2 separate regions of the Homo sapiens genome follow, and region 1 is linked to region 2. The links are chromatin contacts, found by Hi-C in ENCODE. All regions are on one chromosome and are shown on one strand. The core of a region is the stretch at or near the end of the contact, and the rest is flanking DNA. Distances in the headings are between cores, read along the strand shown. Region 1 holds the start of KRTAP9-1 (keratin associated protein 9-1). Region 2 holds the start of KRT222 (keratin 222).

Evidence for each region. A loop is a pair of places that touch in the nucleus more often than their neighbours do.
Region 1: a map of posterior vena cava shows a loop between it and region 2 (5-fold over the local background). The contact joins the promoter of KRTAP9-1 here to the promoter of KRT222 in region 2. A Hi-C loop is called at or near these places in 1 of 168 maps with a recorded cell type or tissue (posterior vena cava).

Annotation. Positions count from the first base shown.
Region 1 is chr17:41,187,000-41,192,510 of GRCh38, reverse strand. KRTAP9-1 (keratin associated protein 9-1) reads right to left here and starts at 2,624. Exons shown (of 1, transcript NM_001190460.1): 1 at 1,872-2,624. The coding sequence starts at 2,624. The coding sequence ends at 1,872. It also overlaps the pseudogene KRTAP4-17P.
Region 2 is chr17:40,661,878-40,667,413 of GRCh38, reverse strand. It overlaps KRT222 (keratin 222), which reads left to right and starts at 2,237. Exons shown (of 6, transcript NM_152349.3): 1 at 2,237-2,410; 2 at 5,370-5,498. The coding sequence starts at 2,315.

The DNA.
Region 1 (5,511 bases), core at 1,375-3,874, 520 kb before region 2:
CATGGTTACCTTAATTCTTAGGATTCTGTACAAATTTATCTTCCCTTAACAAAGTTCATGTTAGGAAACAAAATTGCCTCAAAATTTGGGAACCCAGGAAGCATGGTCCAATCTTGTGCGCTTTGCAAAAGTGATTCTTAATCCTAATTCCTGTTAAAATAAATGAAATGATACCCAGATGCTTAATCATGACAGCAAAGAGGAGGTTCTTCGTGGTGAGAGTAGGGCCGGGAAAACCCATGTCACACTAGTTGTTGGTGACAGATTCTTCAGTGGTGGATCAGAATCCAGAGACACAAAGCTCTTTTCATGGACTAGAACACTTTTTAAAAAGTTTTATTTATTTTTATTTTTTATTTTACTCTAAGTTCTGGGTTACACGTGCAGAATGTGCAGGTTTGTTACATAGGTATACATGTACCATGGTGGTTTGCTGCACCTAACAACCTGTCATCTAGGTTTTAAGCCCCGCATGCATTAGGTATTTGTCTCAATGCTCTCCCTCCCCTTGCCCCCCATCCCCCGACAGGCCCTGGTGTGTGATGGTCCCCTTCCTGTGTCCATGTATTCTCACAGTTCAACTCCCACTTATAAGCGAGAACATGCAGTGTTTTGTTTTTCTGTTTCTATGTTAGTTTGCTGAAATGATGGCTTCCAGCTTCATCCATGTCTCTGCAAAGGACATAATCTCAATCTTTTTATGGCTGCATAGTATTCCATGGTGTATATGTGACACATTTTCTTTATCCAGTCTATCACTGACAGACATTTAGGTTGGTTCCAAGTCTTTGCTATTGTAAATAATGCTGCAATAAACATACATGTGCAGGTGTCTTTATAGTAGAATGATTTATAATCCTTTGGGTATATACCCAGTAATGGGATTGCTTGGTCAAATGGCATTTCTGGTTCTAGATCCTTGAGGAATAGCCACACTGTTGTCCACAATGGTTGAACTAATTCACACTCCCACCAAGAGTGTAAAAGCATTCCTAGAACTCTTAAAGATGGTCTCTAGTGGTCATAGAGGTGGGGAGAGTATTTGGGAAGTGCTTTGTAGATAGAAAAGTGTTTGCTTGAGATGTGACTTAAAATGTACATCTTCCCTGCACTCAATCACCACTGTTGCATCTACCCGGAGAAAAATGTTTTTAAAAAAGTGTCCTTAACCTGGATTCAAAGTACCTGGTCATTGAACCTTCCCTTGTCAATTGCTAGTTGTATGGCAAATCATTTTCTCATCACTAAAATGTTTGCTCTGTCCAACTTGTAGGTCATTGTGAGACTTGAACAAGATAATAAATATAAACCACAACTCAAAAGTAAGGCTTCACAAAGCAACTGCTGCAAACAAACAAACAAATGGAACAAAAATCATACCATAGGATGCAGGATAATATAAATTTTATTAGGAAAGACCAGGTAGGGAGACAATTAAAAGTGATCATGAAAGAGTTTAGTAATCTGGCAGAGGCTACTAAATAAAATGTATATATCTAAAAAGATGATCAGTATTGATCATTATAGAGAGTTAGATATGCAGTCTTAAGAATTTTTTTTTAAGTTCCATAGGGGCAAAAGCTGATGACCACTTTCTGTGGCTGAGTCCATGTATCCATGTCAATTAGGTGGAGTTGACTGACCACCATCTGGTACATTAACACAGAGGGAATGAAGAAGAATGAAAGTGAGGTAGACTGCAAACCTTCAGCAGAATCCCAAGCATGGTAGGAAGAAGATGATCACAAAGTTCAGTGTCAGAATGTTGTTTCTCAGAAAAGCTTAGCGAATGTTTCTTGGTGGAATAGGAACTTTGACAAAATGTTTCAGGAAATATGTCTCTGGTGGGTGGTGGGTCTGCAGCAAGTGGATTAGCAGCAGGAAGGCTGGCAGCAGCTGGAGACACAGCAAGGACTGCAGCAACAGCTGGGGCGGCAACAGGTGGTCCTGTAGCAGGTGGTCTGGCAGCAGGTGGGACGGCAGCAAGGCAGACAATAGCTGGACTCATTGCAGGTTTGGCTACAGCAGCTGGACCCACCACAGGTTGGCTGGCAACAGGGTGTGCTGCAGCATCTGGTCACACAGGATGGTTGGCAGCAGGTGGATCTACAAATGGTTTGACAGCATGTTGGGTGGCAGCAAGGCTGGCAGCAGCTGGACCCACAGCAGGTGGGCTGGCAAGAGGTGTTCCTGCAGCAGGTGGGCTGGCAGCAGGTAGGCTGGCAGCAGGTGGTCCTGAAGCAGATAGTTTGATAGCAAGTCGGGTGACAGCAAGGCTGACAGCAACTGGACCCACAAATAGGCTGACAGCAGCTGGACCCACAGCTGGTTTGGCCACAGCAGCTGGACCCACAGCAGGTGGGCTGGCAGCAGGGTGTGCTGCAGCAGGAAGGCTGGCAGCAGCTGGCCACACAAGTGGGCTGGCAGCAGGTGGTCCTGCAGCAGGTGTTTTGACAGCAAGTTGGGTGGCAGCAAGGCTGGCAGCAGCTGGGCACACAGCAGGAGGGCTGGCAACAGGGTGTGCTGCTGCAGGTGGTCACAGTGGTGGGCTTCCAGCAGGTTGTCCTGCAGCAGGTGGTCCTGCAGCATGTAGGCTGACAGCAAGGGGAACAGCAGTGGGTCATGGTGTCAGGGGTGAAGGGTGGGCTCCTGTTCAGAGGTGAGTTTCCAAGAATCTGATGACCCCCTTCTAGTATCTGGACCTTTTATACACTGGTTCCCAAATCTGGAACCAATGAGCAGAATTTTCCTGGTTATTATTTATGACATTATTTTTCATAACCTATAGGGAATTGCCCAGGGACGAAGTGTTCCTTAAGTGTTATGAATCTTCTGAAAATAAATGATTGTTCTACTTAACAATAGATAACCCATAAAAACTTATATCCAGAAGTGAGAGAGGTGATCAACATCAATAGCATCATTTAACTATAAAGTATATATTTTTATTTATTATTTTACTGCTATTATTATCTTAGAGACAAGGTTTCACCTGTCACTCAGGCTAGTGTGCAGTGGCGCGATCATAGCTCATTGTGGCCTTGAACTTCTGGACTTAAGCGATCCTCCTACCTCAGCCTCCCAGAGTGATGGGATTACGGGCATGAGCCACTGTGCCTCGCCTGAATTATCATTCTTTAAGACAGAGTACATTGACTGATCCCCTGACAACTGAAACTAACTTGAAGAGGCCAGAACTATTGTCACCACCTACATTTTCCCCTCCAGCACTAGAACATGGTGATTAACTCAAGGTGACAAATGTAAACCATATTTTAAAATATTTTCCGTTAAAATGTATTTTTTATCAAACTTTTCATCTGTGTCACACAAACACAGATTCAATGACAGTAATTCTAATAGTAATAGCAACTCCACTTGGGTATCTCAATTCCTGAAACAGGGGACTGGGCTCAATTGTAATTGTCGTAATCTTTTCCATGCTGAGCTCCACATCTGTTGATGGCCCTAAGTACAAACATCCCTGGGTACATGATGTTTACGCTTAGTGGTGCAAAGAAAAGTTTAAAAGCAGTTAGTCAGACAACTAAAATATTTTGCTTTGAATTGCAGTTTGAAAATACAAACACCGTTGTGTGTGTTTTTTTTTTTTTTTTTGAGACGGAGTTTCGCTCTGTCGCCCAGGCTGGAGTGCAGTGGCGCGATCTCGACTCACTGCAAGCTCCGCCTCCCGGGTTCACGCCATTCTCCTGCCTCAGCCTCCCGTGTAGCTGGGACTACAGGCGCGCGCCACCATGCCCGGCTAATTTTTGTATTTTTAGTAGAGACGGGGTTTCACCGTGTTAGCCAGGATGGTCTCGATCTCCTGACCTCGTGATCCGCCCGTCTCGGCCTCCCAAAGTGCTGGGATTACAGGCGTGAGCCACCGCGCCCGGCCGTGTGTTTTAAATGAAGGAACAAACGGGACGAGAATGACTCCATCATGTGTATTAATGGGGAAAACACAGAATAAGTTGCATAATATTTTGGATGCTTAGCAATTTCCATATCTGGCTAATCTATTCAAATAAAGAGTTTCTTATTTTCACTGGCAACAAAATGGTCTTTTGATACAGCTTGACTTGCTCTGACTTAAACTGTGGCTAAAAATTTCTGCCATCTCTGCTGCTGAGGCATCCTGACCTTAGCTGTGAAGGTGGACACAGCCTCTGTTTGCTGGTCCAGCATATGGGTAATGGCATTGCCAGTTCATCCCATAAAATGATCTGGTGCAGTTCATTTAGTCAGAATGAAGTTATAGTGAAGGAGAGGATGGGGTGGAGTATTCTTCACTTGTGTCTCCACCCTGAGAATGGGTTTGGCACATAGCGGGAACCAAAACATGATTATTGAATGAAGAACTTTACATTTACTAGCTTGATTTTTTTTTTTTGGAGATAGAGTCTTACTCTGTTGCCCAGGCTGGAGTGCAGGGGCGTGATCTTGGCTCAATGCAACCCCCGCTTCATGGGTTCAAATGATCCTCCTGCCTCAGCCTCCTGAGTAGCTGGGACTACAGGCACGTGCCACCACTCCCGGCTAATTTTTTGTATTTTTAGTAGAGATGGACTTTCACCACGTTGACCAGGCTGGTCTTGAACTCCCGACCTCAGGTGATTCACCCACCTTGGCCACCCAAAGTGTTGGGATTACAGGCGTGAGCCACTGCGCCCAGCCCTAGCTTGAAAATTTGGACTAACAACCATTTGTAATAGGACTGGGGAATTAATTAGGGCATTGGTTCGGAAAAGAAACAGAATGAGCAATTCTATTCTGAACAAGTTAAATTTGAAGCCACGTGCCTTAGATGTTTTTTAGCTACTTCATAATTTATAAGTGTGCTATGCTGATTTCATTAGCAGCTATTTGCTATAATGTACTGGGGTCTTATTTTTTGGGTATTAACATATCCATGTTTACATCTATTTTAAATACTGTTCAAATTGAAGGGACTGTGGCTATGCAGCTCATTCAGGAACAGTAAATTAAATGGTTGGAACAAAAGAATGACTCGTCCTGTGCTCAGAATATCAAATGACACACTCTGAAAAGTATATGAAGGAATGGATGAGATGATGCTAAAACAAAAAAGGAAGAAAAATGGTGCTTTTAGGGATAAATAACTGATTAAATGGAAATTACCTTAGCATCCATTTTAAAAACCAAGGCTAACTGCTACAATGTCATGCTTCAATCAGAATATCTGATCATTTCTCTTCAGGTAAGATAAACAATAGCAAGGAAATAACCCAGGTCATGGTGATGGCAAGTCCTCAGCAGGGTAGAGAAGGAAACTTGGAAGGAAGAAGGCTTATGAACTCTAGTACCTTATGCCACTGAAAACCCACACCCAGAACCTCCACCTTCTGACACCATGGTCAGCTCCTGCTGCAGCTCCTTCTGCTGTCACCAGAGGTGTGGTTAAGACCTCTGCCAAGAGATCTGCTGCCATCCCAGCTGCTGCCAGACCACCTGCTGCAAGACCGCTTGCTGCTGCCGCAGCTTCTGTGA
Region 2 (5,536 bases), core at 988-3,487:
CCCAGGCTGGAGTGCAGTGGTGTGATCTGGCTTACTGCAGCCTCAATCTTCCCAGGCTCAAGTGATCCTCCCACCTCAGCCTCCCAAGTAGGTGGGACTACAGGCTTGCACCACTACTCCTGGCTAATTTTTTAATTTTTTTTTTTTGTAGAGTCTGGGTCTCTCTATGTTGCCCAGGCTTGTCTTGAACTCCTGAGCTCAAGCCATCCTCCCGCCTCAGCCTCCCAAAGTGCTGGGATTACAGGGGTGAGCCACTGTGCCCAGCTATTGAGCACTTTAAATGTGGCTGTTCCAAGCTGAGATGCGATGTAAGTATAAAATACACTTGGATTTCAAAGACAGTATCAAGAATAATGTAAAAGATCTCATTAACATTTTATATGGGTTGCTGCATTTTGGATATATCAAGTTAAATAAAATATAGTCGTAAAATTAATTTCACTTCTTTTTGTTTCAATCTTTTGATATGGCTACTAGAAAGTTTGGAAGGACATCTGTGGTTTGCATTTGTGGTTTGTGTTATATTTCCACTGGACAGTGCTGCTTTATTTAGGGTGCATAAGAAATGCTGGCAGACCTATTTAAAATGCAGATTGCCAGGACTGACCCTCCAGGGAATCTAGTTCAGCTCTCTGTGTTTCAGGCGGATATTAGCAGGAGCTACCTAAAGTAGCAGGAAGCATTTAATTCATTGCTCCCTGAATTTAATTTAGGAATTTAATTCATTGCTTTCTTCTCTCTCCTCCACTCCCAAGCCTAATTCTCTTCATATTTCTCAGTCCCAGTTACCAAGAAAGAGAATCAGTTTGGCCTAGATAATCATTAATGACTCTCTTTAGTCAGAGCTTTCTGTCTCAGCCTACTCCAAAGGTCTCTGACCAATCTATAGATAATCAAGTTGTGACTGATGGGGAAGGTGCAGGAGGTAGGGAGGGGTGGGTCAGAAATAACCTGGAACCTCTCCTCTCACCAGGAGCTGTGGGTAGGACAGCTTTGTTTGGAGAGGGCTGTGAGAATGCCCAGCATAGACTGGCCTGGCCAGATGTGAGTTAATTCAGAAATTAAAAGAGCAGGACATGCATGCAAAGGCCCTGTAAGGGCTAGAACCCAGGTCTGATTATCTCCTGAACTGTGCTCCAGATACAATTCAGCCAAAGCCACTCCACAAATAACAATAATGATAGATCCACTCTCACGACATATTTCTGTCACATCTAGCAACCAGCTGGCAAGATTAAACCAGGAATTTAGAAGGGGAGAGAGAGAACGCAGAGGCAGATATGCAGGGGTAATACATGGAACACAAGCAAGTTGTCAAAGAGCCAGTCCCAGTGATGTCATACATCACTGAGCAACCTTGGGCAAGATGCCTCAACCTCTCTGGCCTCAGTCTTTTCATCTTTACAGGTTAGAAAATGTCAGGGATTGCAAGGATTGGATGGAATGATACGCCAAATACACCCTCCGAAGGGCTCAAGTGATTGCAACGATTGGATGGAATGGTACACTGACTACACCCTCCAAAGGACTCAAGGGTTCTTTTGGTGAATACACCAAAAGGTCTATTTCTTCATCCTTGTTAAAACTTTGGAAATGTTAACTCACAACTCTCATAGTCTACCAGCACTTATCTGCAACATTTTGAGAAAACTAAATATAATTTTCTTTTTTTTTTTTTTTTTTTTTTTTGGAGATGGAGTCTCACTCTGTCACCCAGGCTGGAGTGCAGTGGCTCAATCTCGGCTCACTGCAACCTCCACCTCCTGGGTTCAAGCAATTCTCCTGCCTCAGCCTCCCGAGTAGCTGGGATTACAGGCACCCACCACCACGCCCAGCTAATTTTTGTATTTTTAGTAAAGACAGGGTTTCATCATGTTGGCCAGGCTGATCTCGAACTCCCGACCTCAGGTGATCCACCCACCTCAACCTCCTAAAGTGCTGGGATTACAGGCATGAGCCACCATGCCCGGCAATTTTCTTATGTTATGCCCCATTTCCTTTTCACAAAAATGAACTCCCCCTCCCCTCAAAGTGCTCAATTTTTACAGGGAACCAGTACAGGTTTTTGAAATTTTCCTTTCCTTCATGAAGAATCTGACATTTCTACTATACCAATAACAATAGGAGCAAAGAGTTTACCCTGTATTTGCATAATTAGTTAGAAAGATGAGAATTTCCGTGGCCTCCGAAAAAGGAGCTCTGCATCTTTAAAACTCTGCGAGGCTCCCTGCCTTCCGCGCAGACCGAGCAGACTGCCGCAGCGACTCATCCTATCGATAAGGTTCAGTTAGCCAAGGTGGAGGATGGGAAAAGAATGGAACTGTCCCAGCTACTCAATGAGATCAGGGCAAACTATGAAAAGATCCTCACCAGAAATCAGATAGAGACGGTGCTCTCAACAAGGATCCAGGTAATGATTTCATACAGACAGGCACCTTCCAGAATAAGGAGACAGTCCATGTCTACCCAATTCCTGTCCCGGCCTCTCTGAGGTACAGTATTTCCTTTTCGATGCAGCATCTATTGGGGAAGGAATTTAGCTTCTACTGCAGTGTGACTGGGACTACAGGGGGAAATACTGTGATTATATTGTTAAATTGCCATTAAGTAAGTGTTGATTGATGCATTTGATTTTTATATAAATTGTGAGGTTCCTATCATTAACATGGGGTCAACATACCATAAAATGGTGCACTCTAACCTCTTACAATCTTCAGGAAGGAACCATTCCAAATACCCTTCAAAGATATTATTGGAGTTATTTACAGAGATAATTTAAATAACATCTTTAAAATGAAAAATCTTTAAGTAAGATTTATTAGCATGTACACTTTCTAGAGATATTTCTAAAAGGTTTCTATCATCTTTTTAACGAGTTCCATTTTATACCAGATTGTTATAAATAGAAATCATCTGAGTGTGTGAACATGGCATTCAGAAACAATGATATAAATTATGACCATTGAAATTCCCCAAATTGGTAACGATTCTCCACTAAGATTTTTGCTTCTGTACTATAAGATGAGAAACATTTCTTTCCATTACAAAGCTTGTAATATTTAAGTATTTAAAAAAGAGAAAGAGAGCCTACTTAGATAAGGACTAAATCCTAATTTCATAGACTTAGTTTTAAAGTAACAATCACCTTCAGCAAGTAATTAAGGTCTCAAGTCTTTAAACAAATTTACAAACAAATATTTTAGAAACAAAGATTAAGAAATTTAGGGGATTTTTTAGTTTACCTATCATATATGGGTTCAAGTTATCTTCCAAACCCTGAAATACAGCAAAAAGTTTACTTAAGAATATCACCCAAAATTTTAAAAAAAAAAATTGGTAGAAAAATGTCAGGCCTTTATTCCATTAGCCACTCATTTTTAGTTCCATTGTAAATTTCACCTCTAGATAACATTTTCAGCCTTCATAAAGAATGATCAACATCTTAGATTAAGCAAAGTCACTGGTACAGGTAAGCATTGGGATAGTTCATTCACCTTTACAAACAGAAGAAAAAAATCAATAGATGACAACTTCTAAAAATCATAAACAAAACACTTAACTTTGCAGTAGTAGAAATATGAGTTTAGTTTACAAGTCACAGGGCCAAAATGAGTAAATTCAAATGAAAAAGCAAGACTACGGTGAGTTTTGTTTAAAGTGTCTTTTAATTTGAAACTACTTTAGAGGATTTTCTTCCAAATAACTCAGAAAGTCAGCTGAAATAAATTCAAGACAGCCTGATTAGTTATTTTTTTAAATTTCTAAATAAGCTATTTTAGTTACAGATTGTTGTATAACACCCCAAAACTCATCTGGGACCTCAATCGTCTTGGGGCATGACTGGGCTCACTTATGTGTCTGGCACTTTGGCAGGGCATTGCCGAAAGGCTGGCTCTGCTGGGACTTTCTCTCTCACTTCACGTAGCCTCAGGGTCTCTCTCCATCTGGCCTTTCTACAGGATCTCTCCAGCAGGGTATCCAGACTTCTTGCATATTGGCCCAAGGCTCCCAAAAGCATAGAAGTGGAAGCTATCAGGCTTCCTAAGACTTAGGTCTAGAAGTGGCACAGCATTCCTTCTGCCTCATTCTACTGGTTAAAGCAAGACCCAGGTCAGCCCAGAGTCAATGTAGAAGGGGATCACCCTAGGACTCATCTTGGGAGATAGACTTCTTTAGGGGCCATCTTGGGACTGTAGTTACCGAACAAGCTTAGCTGCCAGTTCCATATTTGAAAGCCACAAGACCAGCAGATACCAGCATTTTTCTGTTTTCTTCTCTCCAAAATTCCTTACTTTACCTTCTGTAGTTGCTCTGGTAGGTGTTGCTTGCTGCCTGACTTTGCCAAGTTAACACTAAGAACAGATTTTCAACAAACCAAAAGAAATGTACGAATTTTGTTCTCCAATACCTTGCCCTAAACTTTATTCATAAACTTTCATTTACTTCAACGTTTTTTTAAAAAAATCTAATGTATGATAAAATTAAATTTTTAAATGTTAAAATATATTTTTATAAGAAAATTAAAAGTTATAAATTTTGCTTCAAAATGCTACAATCAATTCTATACATTGTTCTCACTGTTCCTGGGGCCAAATGTTAAAAATTCTGTCAACAGATACTTTCTTTTCATTTCAACATCAACATAAAAACATTTAAAGCTAAATATAAAATATTCTACTTTTTTAATAGGAGAATATTTAGAAAACAATCCTTAGAGAAGTCATTTTTATTATTTATTCATTTTATTACCCAGATACCCAAAATTAATATGCCTTTTAAAAAGATCATCTTGAAAAAGGTCAATCAACAGATTTTCTTAATATGGAAGTCTATTTGTGAGCCTTATTGCCTATAACAACTTAATTCTCTAAATTACTAGTAATGTATTTCCTAGCAGTATTTACGCCCTATCCCTATACCTGGTCCCAGAATTGATCAGTTTTGGGGGTACGGCTGTTTATCTGCTTCTGCAAAGCAGCCTACAAGAAAATGTGGGGGGAAATAGCTAATTTTCAATCCTTCCTCCTAGTGATCCATAAATAATGAAAAGTTAAAAATCAGAGATCACGAATCTTGGTCCTGCAAACTGTTTTCATTCATGTAAATGTATTTTTCCATATTTCACAGATTGTCATAGTTGGAAGGGATTTCTTGAAATCATTTAACATAGGAGAAAACGGGCTAAGAACGCAATGGACTTACATATTTAATTAGTTAACTAGGCACTAGGACACACATTATAATCTAATGAGTTAAGGAAAAATGCTTTGATTCCTATACAATTTTTCTATAATTGCTTTTACACATCTCATTTTCAGAAGCACTCCTTGTTTTTTGTTTGTTATTGTTGCTGTTGGCTTTCTTGTTAGCTAGAAGAAGACATAAGCAAAAAAATGGACAAAGATGAAGAGGCTTTGAAGGCAGCTCAAGCAGAACTCAAGGAGGCCCGACGCCAGTGGCACCACCTGCAAGTGGAAATTGAATCTCTCCATGCTGTGGTGAGAATGATCCCAAAAGTAACCGACCCATCGAGTCC